Linked DNA regions of Homo sapiens: region 2 is linked to region 1. The links are chromatin loops, found by intact Hi-C in ENCODE. Cell type or tissue: CD4-positive, alpha-beta T cell. All regions are shown on one strand. Links, peaks and the distances in the headings refer to the core of each region. The heading gives the core; the rest is flanking DNA.

Region 1 (8,323 bases), core at 264-8,263:
AAATTGGTATTAATTTATTCAAAGGTGTACATTGCTGTGTACATATATTTAGAGATTAACTCATACATTTAAAGTTTTTTTCATTTTACGTGAGCATCTATATTGTACAGGGCTGGGGGGGCCCTTGGCTGCGGGAGAAGGCCCAGAGCCCTGGAGGAGCCACCACCCCGCCGGCCCCTCGACCCCTCGGCCCCTCGGCCCCTCCGCCCGGGTTTGGCTCGCCCGGCCCGCGGGCTCCACCTCAGGTTTTCACTTTTCGCTCCGGAGCGAGAACGAAACGACAAAAACGCAAGAAAACAATAAAACGCTAGAAAGCGAAGTGAACGGCGCTGTGCGCTCTGTGGGTCGCGCGGGGCTGGGGCGCTGCACGCGCGCAAGGAGGGACGAGAGGCGGGGACAAAAGGCTGCGCGCCCCTCGCCCGGCGGCAGCTGCACCCCGGGGACGGCAGGGCGGCACGGCGGCAGGGCGGCTGGGGCGCTGGCGGAGCCGCGAGGCCGGGCGGCGCCGGCGCGGGACGCGGGGTGCGTCCCAGGCCGGGGCTGGACTCCCCCTGCCGGCCGCTCCCGCAGCTCCGCGCAACGGGCCTGGGCACCCACCCGGGCCGGGAGGAGAGCAGCCGAGCGGCCTGGACTCCTGGCTTCTGACTCCCTTTCCGGGAAACCACACTGGAAACCCATCTCCTTTCAATGCTTCTGGGTGGGTGGGCTGGGAGGATGGGTGTTCCTTGTCCAACCTCTCCCTTCGGAGGAGGGGTTTGGCTGTGTCCCACCCCCGTACTCCCCGCCAAATATCGCTGAGCCTAGAATTCTTTCCCCTCTCTCTGCCTCCTGAACCTCAAAGACAAACATTTCCTCCGCGTCAGGGCTGTTGGCTAGAGTGGCAAAATCTGGACTAAAAGGTCTTACTTTAACTCATCTATCTAAATCCCTCTTGGGAGAGTGGAGAGTGGGGTCAGTGGGCTATTTCCATTCCTGCCTCAGTTTCCCCTGTATAATAATGGGCTTGGCTGGGGTCTCTCCGGGGTCCAGCTGTGTCAGTCTCCATTAGGCTGGTCCTTCCCCGAGACCCACTCCTGCAAGGACAGCTGCCTCCCACCCCGCGCCGGTGAGCTCCCCCTCCTTGCCCAGCTAGCAGGTGTCTCCAGCCCCCACTTCTAGCAGTGGGAGCTGGGCGGGCACTCCTTTAGCCCTGGGTCTGGTCGGTCACCGAGCACGCCACCTCCTTCCCAGTTCTCTCCTCTTTAAGCCTTGGGGACCCTGAACGCCCTGCCCCAACAGGCTGCCCACCTTGGGCACTGCACAGGGTGGGGCTTGGGGAGGGTGCTGGCTTCCAAAACACCAGGGACGTTGAGATGGAGGAACGGTGATGGTGAAGGTGGAATGGACAGTTGGGCCCCCAGACTCCCAGGACGCCTTTGTGGGCCGATACATTTGCAAGGAGCGAGAGAGAGAGAACCAGGCCCGCCTCTTCAGGATGGTGCTGCCCCCAGGCCACGCCGAATGCGGCTGGAGCAGGGAGGGGACTCAGCCAGTGCACGAGTGGGAGGTTGCAGTAGAACGTATCCCAACCCCAGAGGGTGGGTTCTGGCTTCCCTGCCTCAGACCTGCGGGCAGGTCCGGGAACCCGACAGGGACAGAGAAGCCCGTTTTCCAGCCTAAATAGAAGCTCGTGGGCAGCGCGTTTGCTGGAGGTCGCTTTGGGCTGAAACGCCTCTCATACTCCTAGAGGAGCGGCGCGTTTGCGTCCCGCGGCTTCTCACTTTCAGCAGGACATTAGGAGGGAGACGAGAGTCGGCTGCGCGCCCGCGGCGGCCTACGTACAGGGCTGCGGACACCAGGGGGCAGCACCGACTTAGGGTCGCGGGAGGGGTGCGGGTGCGGGCATGGGCGCGGGGGAGGCGGGTGCCTGCGAAGGCCGGGCGGGGCGGCCTAGTCGCGGCCGTTTTTAGGCCGCGTCGTTGCTGCAGCAACCCGGGTGGGGTGGGGTGGGACTCCAGGGCCTCGAGATCCCCCACACCACTTTCGCCGCCACCTCCCGCCGCACATGTCCCCTCCGAGTCGCCCACCCGGCGCTCCGCGGGGCCCCAGCTGGTAGCCTGAGTGCGACTGCGGGAACCCGCGGCCGGCGGCTGGGCCTTGTCCCAGACAAAGGCTAGGCCACTCCCATGTCCAATTAAGCCACCCTCCTCCCCGGCCTCCCAGCCCTCATTGTCCCCGGGGTCGCCAATTAGCCTAGGCGCCCGGCGTACCCGCCGCTCCGGTGCCGCAAGGCCTCCTTAACCCTTCAGGGCCTGGCCCGGGGTCCTTGGACGGCAGAGCCGCCGGCACACGCGTGGCAGGAGGGCCAGTGCTGGGACGATGGCGATACCTGCTGGCGGCCTAGCCTGTCGCCTCGGGCTCTCGCGTGTGGGGCGTGTGAGGTCTAAGAGGGAATTGTGCGTGTCGGTGTGGGGTGGCGCGTGCGATTCCCGGAGGAACTCGGAGATGGAGGGTGTGAGTGCAGGGGCTCCGAGAGACCCCTAGCGGCTAAGCCGCCCGGATCCCAAGGCCCAGGGGACCTCATTTCCTCTCGGGTTAATCGGAATCTTCCGAGCCCTCAAGCCCTTCCTCCTCCACTCCCCCGCCGCTGCTGTGGAGAACCGGAGCCACCGGTATGGCCTGGCCCTGCCCTCCCGAAGGCCGCAGCTCCCGGGCCCGCCTCCCCAGCTGACCGCGAACTCCTGCGTGGGGTGCTCCTGGGGCGGGAGGGGCGCGCTCAGCCTCGCTCTCCCCGGGACTCTCACGCTCAAGCGCCCCGGCTTGAGGCCGGGACCCCCTATTTCCCGGTTATGGGACGGCCCCTTGAGGGACAGCCTCTACGAGCCCTGGATTTATACCCCGAGCCTGCCTTCCTCCGCTCTGGGAAGGACCCAAAATCCAGTCCCGCTTCCTCCCCCTCCTTCGCTGTCCTTGGCCCCGAGGTGCGGAGCACCGGCGGTCAGGCGGGATCCCGCAGGAGGCCGAGCGCTCCCTGCTCGCAGGACAGGGCGGCAGCGGAGGGAGCCCCCGCCCTCTTGGGAGGAAGCCCGAGCTCCGGGTCTCCTGGGCACCCTCCCGGGAGCGCCTTCGGGGTGGAGGCTGGTTGCCGGGCGCTGAACGTGTCCGAGCACGCCCGGGGCGGTTTTGCACTTGGACTTCCTTTTGGGCTCTCCGGAGGCGCATATCTGTTCCTCCTATTGGATGGGGCCGGGGACCCCAAACCCACTCCGGAAGCACCGATTTCCAGCGCTGACGGCCGCGCCTGGTTTCCCAGCGAGTCCTCTTGGCAGCTCCCGCAGCTCCCCGCCGGGAGCACGAGTGGGAGCGAACCCAGAGCCCGCCCAGGCCTCGGGCCTCGGCAACTCCTCACAGGTCCACGAGATGGCGCTGCAGGCCAGGGCCCGGGCCGCGGCCTCACAGCCCGCCTCGGGCGAGAGCGGGAGATAGACTGCGGACCCCGGCAAGCGGGGCACGGAGGCACAGCCACCGACACAGGCAGAGCCGGGTCCGGAGCCCGGCACAGGCCGCCGAGGGACCGAGGGACTCCGGGGCTGCGGACACACTGAGCGGAGGGCTTGAGGCTCGGGGTGGGGCCTTCTCCCCTGCTGCCAGAACCGCCCGGCAGCGCCAGCTCGGCGACCTTCCAGGCTGCTGCAGACCCCAGCTTGTCCTCTTCTGCGCGCCCGCGGGGCTGGGCCCTCGCGTTCTCTCTGCGGGAAGTGAGCCGCCGGCCTCCGGCCTCCTGGGCCCCTCCGAAGGGGGCTGTGGCTGGCATCCGCAGCGCGCGGGGCGCACGGCCCTAGGAGCGCGGGGCCCACTCGACGGTGAGGACTTACGGGCGGGATAGGGGAAGGATCGGCGGGGATCCAGCGCTCCTCCAGCGGAGAGGGCCCCCTCGGCTCCGACCCGCCCTCCTCACCACCCTCATCCGGCTCTTCAGGGCGGGGTCTTCAGGGTCGAGGGCAGGATGTGCCCTGTGGAGCTGCTCACCTAAGTTCCTGCCTCCATAGGGGAGGCTTTGGGCTGCGTTATTCCAGCGGGAGGTGGTGGGGACTGGGGAGGGCCCAGGGGTCAGCCTGAGAATCTCGCCCTTGGATTAAAAGCCACCAATGCTCTGGGTCAAGTCTCAATGGGAGGCTGGGGATGTAAGACCCGTTGGCTGGGGAATGCCAGAGTTGGAGGGGGTGGGGCTTAGAAGCCTGTTTCCAGCTGACCTTTTATGTCCCCAGATGAGCTCTGGCACCCTCAGAGATTAACCCTACACACGTTTCCTAAGGGCACACGGCTAGAAAGCAGCCCAGTTAACACCAGTCGAGGGTCATTTCCACTGCAATACAGTCACCGGCTGGGTGATGGGACCCAGGCCAGATGTCGTCCCTGCACTAGGCTCTCAGCTCTTTTCTCTTTCAAAGTACAGTGTAGCAGAGAATAGGACCAAATCTTTGGTGATTTAATAATTATCTACATGCTCATCTATGGCTGAAGCAGCTGCTTGGTAGGAAAACTGGACAGGAGATAGATAGGTACAAGGTCGAACTCTGCCTCTAGAGCTGTGAGTGCTCTTTGAAAATGTGACTTTATTCTCTGGGCTGCAGAAGCCTCATCTGCAAAATAAGTAGTTTGGACTAAAATCCAGTTGATCTGCGAATGGCCAGTTGACCTGGGTCCAGTTTCCCCCCCGTCCCGCCCCCAGCCTCAACTGCTTCAGAGAAGAGCCATGTTCCCATTTAATGCTTGAGGAACCTGAGCCAGAGGGATAGGTGGAGTCACAGACCTTGAGGACCTTGGCCAAGATTCTTGGGGTGGGGGACTGGGTTGGTGGCCTGGATGAATTCCCAATTAGGAAATTACATTCTAAGTCCCGGCTGCCTCCATTCCCTGTGGGGTGCGATTGTCAGTCACAGCTTGGCCTTCTACCTCGAGCAAGCTGCTTTTGGAGAGATGCAGACTAGTGGGTTGCGGGCGGGGGGGCGGGGGTGACTTTGGTGCCCAGCACTACAATTTGTTGACTGTGTGTGACTTCTCTCCAAAGAGAGACCCCAAAGAGAGAAAGCGATACCAATGAAGGCCATTCAGGCACCCATGTTTAAGGGGGTCCCCCAGGCTAATTTCTTACTTGCGAGGAAGCCTTCATGGCAGTCAATGCGCTTTCACATGTGGCCTCTCCCCGACCCTCACTGGCCGGGTGGAGACTATGAGTCCTCGTTTCACAGACATGACATTGGGGTTCAGAGAAATGAAGTGAGGTGCCCAAGGCCATCCAGTAAATAAAGGACGGAGCTCTTTCACAATCCCTTGGGCCTGGCCCTTGGAAACTTTCGCTGATGAAGTGATGATGGGTGAGAGTCAGGCTTGCAGCAGGAAAAGGGCAAACGGGGCAGGGGAGGGAGTGCCCGGATGTCCTGGCCAGGAGGTGTGTCCGTGGGAGAAGCAGCCTGGCTCAGAGCCCAAGTCCAGCAGGCCCGGGGGAGGGTGGCCTCATGGCTCCAGTCAGCCCAGCTGGGCCTGCAAGGACCCCTGGTCGGGCAGGGGCTTCTCAGTGTAAAACCCTAACAGGGGCGTTGAGAGGATTACCCGAGAGGGGGCTGCATCCTGTGCTTAGCTCAGGGCATGGCTCATGTTTGCTCTCAATATTATTTATTTCTCTCCCAAAGAGAACAAGCAGGATGTCCTCTGGCTCCATGGTGCCTGCTCCTCAGCCCGACAGGAGCAGCTGTGGAACAGCCACTGTGTGCTTAATAAACATGCAGACATTTGATTGAATTCTCAGCACGGGGTGGCTGGTATGATTATCTCCATTTTACAGAGGACAAAATGGCCCAAGGTCATACAGCGTCAAAGAAGCAGGTCACAGGGCCACACCAGGCTCTGGCCGACCCCAGGCCTGTGTCCTTTCCTGGAGCCTGGCGTTCCTGCTCCACACGCCTGGGCTTCAAAGTCCCCCTGGCATTTGGCTCAGCCCTGTGGCAGGCTGTCCTGGGACTGGTTTACATTTAGCCCTGGACTGGCTGGTCAGTTCCTTCATCCAGCTCCCACTTTGGGTCTTATTTATTTCCTTCTTGGGGGGCTGTCCAACACTTCCATGCTTTGCCTGCCCATAACTGTCCCCGTTTGCCCATGACAGTTCTGGTTTGACTATTGGCATCCTGAGTTCTGGGAGACCCCTCAGGTCTGAGCAAGTTACCCAATAGGTCACCTTGCCATCACCACACACATACCCCTACACTGGGCCAGGAGACCCAGCAATGAGTGAAACAGACACCAGCACCCCCATTGAGGGAGCCAATGATCTGGTAGAAGATAGAGACATTCAAGGAATATATCCCTTCCCAAGAGAAGACACGGCAGTGCATGGGGTGGGGTGCGAAAAGGCTTAGCCCCAGCAAACTGGGGGCAGAGAGGAGCCGCAGAGCCTCAGAGAGGCTGGGGAGCTGGCAACTGGCCTGGTTTCCCAAGGAAACTACCCCACCAAGCATCTTCATATGGGCATGTCTTTGTGTGTTCGTGTGTGTCTGTGTGTGGTAGGTGCATGTGTATGTGCATAACACATGGCAGGAGTGCCGAAAGCCCTTGCTGGATGAGTGAATGAAGTGCACCTGGTCCCTCCAGGATAGCCCCCCCACCCCCAGGTCCTGGGCCAGAGGCCCCTCCTCCAAGTACACTTGAGTACCCTGTGGAGAGCTCCAGAGGGCTTCCGGTCTCCCCATCCAGGCCTCCTCTGTCTCCTGGGGAACTGAGGCCCAGGGAGTGTGTGTGTCTTGCCTGAGGACTTGCCTCTGCAGGAGAAAGTTACAGGCCATCCACAGACACTCCCAGCCCTCAAACCCTGCTCTCCAGCTGTGCCAGTGATTCTCTGCTCTCTAAGGGTCTGGAAACTTCTGGACTCTGGAGCAACAACCTTGTTCCCCAAGGCCAGGGCAGACCTCTCTATCTGAGTCCCTTGGGGAAGCTCCTAGCATGTTTTCCCCCACAATCTTTCTTGTGGCACAGACAGCCTTCCTGAAATGCAGCTGAGATGAAGTCACTGCCCTGGTTAAAGCCTCCCAAAGCCTTCCCTTGCTCTTGGGGTCAAGCCCAGCCTCCTTAGCCTGGCACTGGGGCCTGTGTGAGTCCTGCCTACTCGCCCCCCTCCCCAGGACTCCATCCCCACTGCCCACCTCTAGGCTAATCTTGCTGGCCTTATCTTGGCCTCTGCATATGCACATGCTTTTTCCTGGGCTTGGAGTGCTCTTCCTGCCTTCCTCCGAAAAACTCAGCCCACTAGCTCCTTCTCCAGGGAACTCCTCTGCCTTCTTCCTCCTGAGTTGGGTGCCCACGCACGCCTTGTTTCGTGTTGGTAGTCAACGAATGTATGGACTTGGGCAAGTTACTCCTCCATCACCGCTGCAAAGTGGGGATACCAGCACCTGCTCATGGTGTTTCACAGTGGGGCCGGCCAGGAGCCTGGACCAGTGAGTGATGGTTCCCGTCCCTTTGGGGGACCGTAAGGGCGGCTGAGGATGGGGCCTGGGGGCGCTCTGCGAGTGGGGACATTCCCCTCAGCCCAGCGCGGCGGCCAGGGTTGGGCCTGCCCCCTTCCCCTCCTGGAGGCCAGGCGCGGGCCGAGGAGACCCTGCCTGAATGTGCCCTAAACCTGGGGGGTTGAGACTAGAGGGGTGCTCGACAGGCCTGCGTGCTGGGTGTCTTCAGATGAAGGGCGACGAAATCCTGAGGGCAATGAGCCTCCGTGCGCACGCGCGCTGGTGACACCTCCTCCCTCTCCCAGGGAAGCGCGGCCAGGGGAGGGGCGTTTCTTGCCGCAGGACGGTTGCTGGTGACCCGGCCGGATTACTGTCATCTGTGGACTGCCTGCGCTGTGCGGGCAGTGGCTCCCTCCTACCACTAGGTGGGGATCTGGAGTCGTTCAAACCAGGAGTCCGGGGCTTGGGTTCAGGCCTGGAGCCCCTCGCCCTCCTGCCGCCAGCCAGGGTTTCCCAGCCTGCCTGACTGCCGCCTCCCGGGCACTGGGCCCGCGCTCTGTGCCTCCACTCTCATTTCTAGCTAGGTCCTGCTGCCAGAGAATAACATTGAGGCAAATGAATGAGAACACCGACTGTGCAGCCCGAGGGGCCTGGGTTCAAATCCCAGCTGCACCTTTGGTTCTGGGGATTTGGCTCGTTGGGCCTCCACTTTCCTCATCTCTAAAATAGACTCGTCTACTCATTCTGCAAAGGGCAGGAGGAAATGTGGCTGCCCTGATCGCCACCCAGAGTGGGGGGAATGGACAGTGTTCTGTCGTCTGATCCCTCACATAGGACAGCTAACC
Region 2 (8,323 bases), core at 1-8,000, 520 kb after region 1:
TGCCTGACTTCTTGTCTCTTTTTCTGTCTACCTCCCTATACATAGACATCAAATCATGCATACTTTGAGCTGTGGTTAAAAGAAATGCACCTTGTTCATAATTGCCAACAGTTCACTAAGCACAAGACGCAATCGACGAGGTGAATCACTGTGTTCAAACTCTAACGTCAGTCCATGCTGAAGCTGTGATACCAGGATGCTCTCTCCACTGCCTCCTCCAAGTTTATGCCTAATGAAGTACAAAACATGTAACAATTATGAAAACACTGATATGGAAATAATTGCATAAAAATTATCTTTTATTGAAATAAGCTATAAAAGGATGTATAAAGTGTTCTAAAATGTTCTGTTACTTCTGAAATGCTATTTAGTTTGCCTGTGTATTTCAGGGATTCACATCCTACGTATAATAAATACTCCACCACATAGGCCAGGCACAGTGGCTCACGCCGGTAATCCCAGTACTTTGGGAGGCTGAGGCAGGTGGATCACAAGGTTGGGAGTTCGAGACCAGCCTGGCCAATATGGTGAAACCTCGTCTCTACTAATAATACAAAAAAGCCGGGCATGGTGGCGCGTGCCTGTAGTCCCATCTACTCGGGAGACTGAGGCAGAAGAATCACTTGAACCCAGGAGGTGGAGGTTGCAGTGAGCCGAGATCACGCCACCGCACTCCAGCCTGGGCAACAGGGCAAGACTCGGTCTAAAAAAAAATAAAAATAAAAATAAATAAATAAATACTCTACCACAACTGACAATTAACACTCACTTCCACTGATGGTGGCTTGCTACTAGATTCACAATGGGCAGGGAAGGACATAGCACCTGCCCAGAATCTTTGGGAATATCTAAGCTTTAAAAGCCTCCCAAGAGGCTGGGCCCAGTGGCTCACACTTGTAATCCCAGCACTTTGGGAGGCCAAGGCAGGTGGATCACCTGAGGCCAGGAGTTGGAGACCAGCCTGGCCAACATGATGAAACCCCATCTCTACTAAAAATACAAAAAATTAGCCGGGCATGGTGGCAGGTGCCTGTAATCCCAGCTACTCGGGAGGCTGAGGCAGGAGGATCGCTTGAACCTGGGAGGCTGAGGTTGCAGTGAGCCAAGATCACGCCATTGCACTCCAGCCTGGGCAACAAGAGCGAAACTCTGTCTCAAAAAAGAAAAAAAAAAGCCTCCCAAGTGATTCCAATAAATCCCTCTAATCTAGGGGAAGTTACCCTACCTACTTCCCACTGAAAGTAATTGGCCTAATGAGTTTAGCCCACATACAACAGCACATTGCCATATTTCTCTAGATAACATTTTATAACATGGAAGTCAAAAGATTCTGGAACTGTAACTATATACAGAAAAGACCTAAGTAAAATGCTCTCCAGAATTTAGATTCTCATTCTCTCTTTTCTGGAGAGCTCTAAAAAATATCTGATTCCCTGTTCTTTGTCAAATCCAAATCCACATATAATATAACATAACATTACCTAAGCTGCTGTTCTTTGCTGGCATCTTGTTCTAAAGCATGAAAGTCCACGGACAACAATGCAACAATGGAGTTGACAGCTTCCACTCCAGAAAGAAGGCGAAGGATGAGTTTCTTATCCTGAGCCCAGCTTTGGCTCTGGTCAGCAGGTGCACAAAGTGCCATCCGTACCAAACAGGGCAGAAGAAGTCTTAATTCTGGATCACTTAAAGATGCCAGGCAAACAACATCCACCTTCTGCATTGCCTCAAAAGCAAAAGGGCTGACAAACTGAAGACTTGTACATTCAGTCATTATTACTGTTTGTTGATCCTAATGGTAAAAATACAAATGAAAGTAGGAGTTTAACTTTCACATGTATGAACACCCAACTTTCTAAAAACCCTGAAAAATGTGGTGTATCTTTAATAGGTCCCTATGTTGGCAATGTTCCTGGCACAATCAAGACAAGGCTTCTCTGTCTCCCTAGGTTTATACTGTCACCTGGGAAATGGGAAAGAAAACAGAGTATATTAATGTCTCTTCCAGCCTCAGGAATCTTCTGCTCTAATACTCATATTTTACAAAGAAGGAATATGAAGCCCAGAGAGATGAAGTAACACGCCCAAAATAGTATTACTAGTTAGAGGCACAATCCAAGGCTGAATCCTCATCTACTAAAATCCCAGTCCAAGACTTTCTCCACTATATCAGTCACATGAGCTCCACAAAATGTAAACAAAAGTGAATGGTCATAGTTAAGTGCTTTCTTTCATACCCCGATAGTTTCACATGCCTACCCCGATATACATCAAGAACTATTGGGCTTCTCTTTCTCACCCTCCATGAGTCGGTGGAAAAACTAGCAAATCACTGGGCAGAACCAATGCCAGATTCAAGGCTCTGGAGGCCACAACACTATCCTATGTCCCCTGTGTTACCGGGTAAAAAGCAGATGTGTGGGTGCTATGTGAGAAAGACGCGTCTCATTAGCGCACTTCTCTGTCTCCAGGAATCATCCAAGGCACAAAAAGTAAACAAAAAGGCAGTGAGCTGGCAGCCAAAGCAGTCCCCTCTCAAGGCCGACCGACTAGCAGCAGCGTGGGTAAAAGTCGTGGGTAAAAACTGCTTTGCTTTCAGGGAGGGGCTGCTCTTTTAACAGAGGGGCGGGCTGACTGGAGCAGAGGAGCCAAGACCTGCGTGCTCCTCCGTCTCGCCCCGGGCGCAACTAGAACCAATAAGTCCCTCAGGCTGAGCAAAGTCTGGCCAGGCTCCGACACGGACCTAGGAACGCGCTGAGGCCAGAGAAGCGGACGCTTCATACCTTAAGATCTACCCTCCAGCCTCACGGAACCGCACACGGACTCCGCGTCCTAGAGGCGGGACGCGGCAGAAATCGAGAGCGCGGTCCGATGTTGGGCCTAGGCGATATCCGGAACCCCAAACCCTAGTTGTGCCTCGAGTCGACTCGGACACCAAGAACTCAGACGCCGGGACCAACCGGGTTGTCGATACAAAGTGGGAAGGATGGGGGCACCACACAAAGGCAGAACCGGGACTGTAGGAACGGAAAAGCGGGAGACTTTTTCAACCTGCACCCAGCACCTTCATTCATCCCCAGCGTCTGACTCCCGTCGGCCACCGTACTGGTCTGAGAGGAAGGGTGGCTGCGAGAGGAAAGGCAGAGACGTCGGCGCCAATGCAACTGTGCGCGTGCGCGGCCCCGCCCCTTTCTCCACTTTATTTGCCCTGCCCTACTTGTTCGCCAAAAATTTAGAAATGTGATTCTGGTAGGCTCTGATTTCCAGAGCCTACCAGCTCCTTCCTTTTAGACAAGCAAGCCACTGAGCCCCTCAGAACTTAAATTTCATCATCACAGGATTGCCATGGCATTCAAATGGCATAACGTGTGTTAAAATCGTTCCCACTATTCTTTGACACTAGTGGTACCAAACTGTACTCTTTAAATCTTTGCCTGTGCCTTCCCAGAACCAAAATTCTAGAATCCCAGGATTTGTGGGAGAATTTTAAAAGTGATCTAACCCCAAACTTTCTTCCGCTCTTGACCTCACACCTCCGCTGTCAGAAGTTAAACACCTTCCTTTCAGGTTCTTAACTTGGGGGACCCATAGAACCTTAGAGAGGCAATGCACGGGGATTCAGGAATTCTCTGGAATCCGTTCAGAACTGAGTGCTCGGCACTTCTTCTGGGAAGAGGGTCCAAAACTTTCAACAACTTCTCAAAGGAAGTCTGATCACTCAGAAAAGAACCACTAGTCTATATATGAAGAACCGCTAGTCCATATGTCTTCATACTATTTATTGTTCCTAGTTCGATCAACGTTTATTTGGCAACTTCTATTTACCAGATATTGTGCTAGGAGCTGGAAATAAAAATATTTTACAAAGATATAGCACTTTATAACCTCTTTAAAAATAAAGTCAGAGCCGGGCGTGGTGTCTCATGCCTGTAATCCCAGCGCTTTGGGAAGCCGAGGCGGGCGGATCACCTGAGGTCAGGAGTTCGAGACCAGCCTGACGCAACATGACTAAACCCCAACTCTACAAAAAATATAAAAATTAGGCCGAGCACGATGGCTCATGCCTGTAATCCTAGCACTTTGGGAGGCCGAGGCAGGCAGATCACGAGGCCAGGAGTTCGAGACCAGCCTGACCAACATGGTGAAACTCCGCCTCTACTAAAAATGCAAAAATTAGCCAGGCGTGGTGGTGTGCGCCTGTAATCTCAGCTACTTGGGAGGCTGAGGCGGGAGCATTGCTTGAACCTGGGAGGCGGAGGTTGTGGTGAGCTGAGATCGTGCCATTGCACTCCAGCCTAGGCAATAAGAGCGAAACTCCGTCTCAAAAAAAAAAAAAAAAAAAAAAAATTACCCCAGCGTGGTGATGGAGCACCTGTAGTCCCAGCTACTTCGGAGGCTGAGACAGGAAAATCACTTGAACCTAGGAGGCAGATGTTTCAGTGAGCAGAGATCATGCCACCGCACTCCAGCCTGGGCAACAGAGCCAGACTCCATCTCAAAAATATATATATATATATGACTTTCAACATAGATCAGCAAAGGAAGAAAAGAATTGTGTGTTGCAATGCTTCTGAAAATTTTTTCCACCTGACCCACAATAATACATTTCACATTGTGACCCAGAAAAAACATATGTATATATCCACATACAAAAATAAGTGTAAGTGTATAAATTTATATGCTATATAAACATATAAATATATAACATATAAACCCACATTTACATGGAAACAAATATTTCGTATAATAACACACACACTACATGTTTCTACTTCTCTTTAAAAAACTGCTGGTCACTGCACACTAAAACTGATTTCACACTCTATTAATGGGTTGCACACTGTACTGTCCTAGCATTTTTAAGCTAATATTTGGGATTTATTTATTGAACACTTGCTAGGCACTGTAATAAATGCTTTATATATATTATCTGATTCAATCTTGTGACGTAGGTAATATTCGCCTTTTGCAATTGTGGAAACTGAGAGAGGGTAAGCAATTTCATCTCCATGGATGGTCATTTCACAGGAAAAGTGTGAAGGCAGTGCAAACATTGGTTTGAGGGACGAATGAGAGGAAGATGTGGGTATGAACTAAGTGATTTTAAAGATCCTTTCCAACTCTAATTATGATCCTCTGTTCACTAATGGAGAAACATCATGCAGATTCAGTATCTCCATCTTGATCTATGGAGAAACAGAAAAATCACTGAATGAGATGGCTGCAGTGTCACATAATGAGTGCTGACACTTCCTCCAAGTCCCCCTCTCCTTTTCTTCCAGTTCACCAACTTGACCTTGAGTTGCTCAAGCCAGAAACCTAAAAGTCATCCTAGACTCTAATCTCTCCCCCTTGTATTAATTTAGCAAAAATCTTTATAATCATTGAAACATTGTAATGTTTGCCAATAAAACTTTTTTTTTTTTGAGACAGAGTCTCGTTCTGTTGCCCAAGCTGGAGTGCAGTGGCACGATCTCGGCTCACTACAACCTCTGCCTCCCAAGCTGAAGCAATCCTCCCACCTCAGCCTCCTGAGTAGCTGGGACAATAGGTGTGCACCACCACACTTGGCTAATTTTTTTTTTTTTTTTTTTGAGACAGAGTCTCGCTGTGTCACCCAGGCTGGAGTGCAGTGGTGCGATCTTGGCTCACTGCAACCTCCGCCTCCCAGGGTCAAGCGATTCTCCTGCCTCAGCCTCCTGAGTAGGTGGGATTACAGGTGCCTGCCACCATGCCTGGCTAATTTTTTGTATTTTTAGTAGAGACAGGGTTTCACCATGTTGGCCAGGCTGGTCTCAAACTCCTGACCTCAGCTGATCCACCCACCTTGGCCTCCCAAAATGCTGGGATTTCAGGCATGAGTCCCTGTACCCAGCCTCTCTTTTTTTTTCCTTTTCGACACAAGTTCTCAAGAAAAGAGCGGCAGTGCAGTTGGGCGATCTTGGCTCACTACAACCTCAACCTCCTGGGCTCAGGTGATCCTCCCACTTCAGCCTCCCAAGTAACTGAGACTATGGTCATGCATCACCACACCTGGCTAATTTTTCTATTTTTTTGTAGAGACAGGGTTTCATTATGTGGCCAGGCTGGTCTTGAACTCCTGGACTCAAGCCATCTGTCCCCCCTCAGTCCACCAAAGTGCTAGGATTACAGGTGCAAGCCACTGCACCTGGCTTGACCAGCTTGCTTTTATTCTTCTACTTTATTTTTCAATCAGACTGGAGGAAGAGAGAAACACAAGTAATGAAAAAATGAGAAAAACAGAAAAACACATTAGAATATCTATTATGTTTCATGTATACTAGGTGCTTAATGTAGGTTGCAGAGTAATTGAGCTTCCAGCAGTTAGAAGACCTAACTATACAAAGGTGAGGACCAATGTCCTTCAGAAATAGTCATAGAATTCCAGAAGCACAAGGATCTCAGAAGACATCTAGCTCCATTTTGCTCAACATGATGCTCTTTATAGTGTGACTATTTTATCTTGTAAGATGTCTTTCAGGAGGGCACGATGGCTCATGCCTGTAATCCCAGCACTTTGGGAGGCCGAGGCGGGTGGATCACGAGGTCAGGAGTTCTAGACCAGCCTGGCCAATATGATGAAACCCTGTCTCTACTAAAAATACAAAAATTAGTTGGGTGTGGTGGTGTGCACCTGTAGTCCCAGCTGCTTGGGAGGCTGAGGCAGGAGAATCGCTTGAACCCGAGAGGTGGAGGTTGCATTGAGCCGAGATTGCGCCACTGCACTCTAGCCTGGGCAACAGAGTGAGACTCCATCTCAAAAAATATATATATTCTTTCATGTTTCAGCCTGTAAAGATCTTTGACTCTTTTACACTGGCTATCTGTTTTAGCTTAGCAGATCATATCTTCATTAATATTATGGATAAAACATTGAATAGAATTGGGTCCAGCCAAGACTTCTAGTTCAGCATTAGAGACATCCCTCCAGGTTGACATAGCTCCACCAATCAAGGCTCAAGTATGAGACTGTTTTATAAATCAGCCCAACTACTAAAACACTACCCTGCTTTGGGATAAAGTTGAATTTCTTTAGGATGGAACTAAAAAGACAGATTGATTGATTATATTTTTTTGAGACAGAGTCTCGCTCTGTCACCCTGGATGGAGTGCAGTGGCTCAATCTTGGCTCACTGCAACCTCCGCCTCCCAGGTTCAAGCAATTCTCCTGCCTCAACCTCCCAAGTAGCTGGGATTACAGGCACCTGCCACCATGCCCAACTAAATTTTTGTGTATTTTTAGGAGAGACGGGGTTTCACCATGTTGGCCGGGCTTGTGTCAGTCTCCTGACCTCAAGTGATCTGCACGGCTTGGCCTCCCAAAGTGCTGAGATTACAGGCGTGAGCCACTGTGCCAAGCCCTAAGACAGATTTTTTTTTTTTGAGGTGGAGTCTCAGTCTGTCGCCCAGGTTGGAGTGCAGTGGCACAATCTCAGCTCATTGCAACCTCTGCCTCTTGGGTTCAAGCGATTCTCCTGCCTCAGCCTCCTGCGTAACTGGGATTACAGGCACCCACCACCATGCCTGGCTAAATTTTTTGGGGTATTTTCAGTAGAGATGGGTTTTCACCATGTTGACCAGGCTGGTCTCAAACTCTTGACCTCAGGTGATTTGCCCACCTCAGCCTCCCAAAGTGCTGAGATTACAGGCTTGAGCCACTGCGCCCAACCCAAAAACAGATTTTTATGGTCTGACTTAAAACTCTAGCTTGGAGTCCTGCCGTATCCCACCATGGTGTCATTTTAGTCAGTTGGAACTGTTTATGTCTCAAATCCTTCTCAATATTCTTGGACCTTCTCATCACAGTTCCTCCTGTCTAGAATGCTTTTCATTCTCTTTTTTAATGCAAACTCCTAAGTGTCCTTTAAGTCTCACCTCCAGTGTTCCCTTGCTAAGAGACCTTTCCCTGACAAACCACCTACCCTTTAACTTATCAGGTATCCCTATTCTATGCTCTCAAGGCACCTTTTGCTTCTTTCAGCTATACTACTTAACACATTATATTGTAATTGTTAGAACTTCTCTGTCTCTCCCACTAAAAAGTATTTTGAGAGGGCCGGGCACGGTGGTTCACCCCTGTAATCCCAGCACTTTGGGAGGCCGAGATGGGTGGATCATGAGGTCAGGAGATCAAGACCATCCTGGCTAACACAGTGAAACCCTGTCTCTACTAAAAATACAAAAAATTAGCCGGGTGTGGTGGCGGGCGCCTGTAGTCCCAGCTACTCGGGAGGCTGAGGCAGGAGAATGGCATGAACCCAGGAGGCGGAGCTTGCAGTGAGCTGAGATCGTGTCACTGCAT

Evidence for each region. Peaks named below come from ENCODE experiments on the same cell type or tissue, not always from the same donor. Only the 100,000 strongest peaks of a DNase experiment are listed, where the experiment ranks them.
Region 2: it touches region 1 in a loop (4-fold over the local background); 4 of 110 quality-filtered maps call a loop at or near these places.

The regions. Positions count from the first base shown.
Region 1 is chr17:61,409,148-61,417,470 of GRCh38, forward strand. TBX2 (T-box transcription factor 2) reads left to right here. Exons shown (of 7, transcript NM_005994.4): 7 at 1-319. It overlaps LINC02875 (long intergenic non-protein coding RNA 2875), which reads left to right and starts at 2,604. Exons shown (of 1, transcript NR_160788.1): 1 at 2,604-4,133. RefSeq lists silencers at 341-400, 411-460, 471-620, 1,781-1,950, 3,471-3,530 and 1 more and enhancers at 1,319-1,901, 7,589-8,136. In CD4-positive, alpha-beta T cell, for the core only: CTCF peaks have their summits at 1,998, 3,398 (motif pointing right), 3,597, 7,913 (motif pointing right) and 3 weaker places; DNase peaks (open chromatin) are centred at 524, 1,844, 3,404, 7,874 and 2 weaker places; H3K4me3 peaks cover 2,802 bases; H3K27me3 peaks cover 1,986 bases.
Region 2 is chr17:61,924,871-61,933,193 of GRCh38, forward strand. INTS2 (integrator complex subunit 2) reads right to left here and starts at 3,112. Exons shown (of 25, transcript NM_001351695.2): 1 at 2,784-3,112; 2 at 1,482-1,792; 3 at 91-229. The coding sequence starts at 1,774. RefSeq lists a silencer at 3,143-3,242. In CD4-positive, alpha-beta T cell, for the core only: no CTCF peak of the experiment used is centred there; DNase peaks (open chromatin) are centred at 2,641 and 3,131; H3K4me3 peaks cover 1,484 bases; H3K27ac peaks cover 2,330 bases.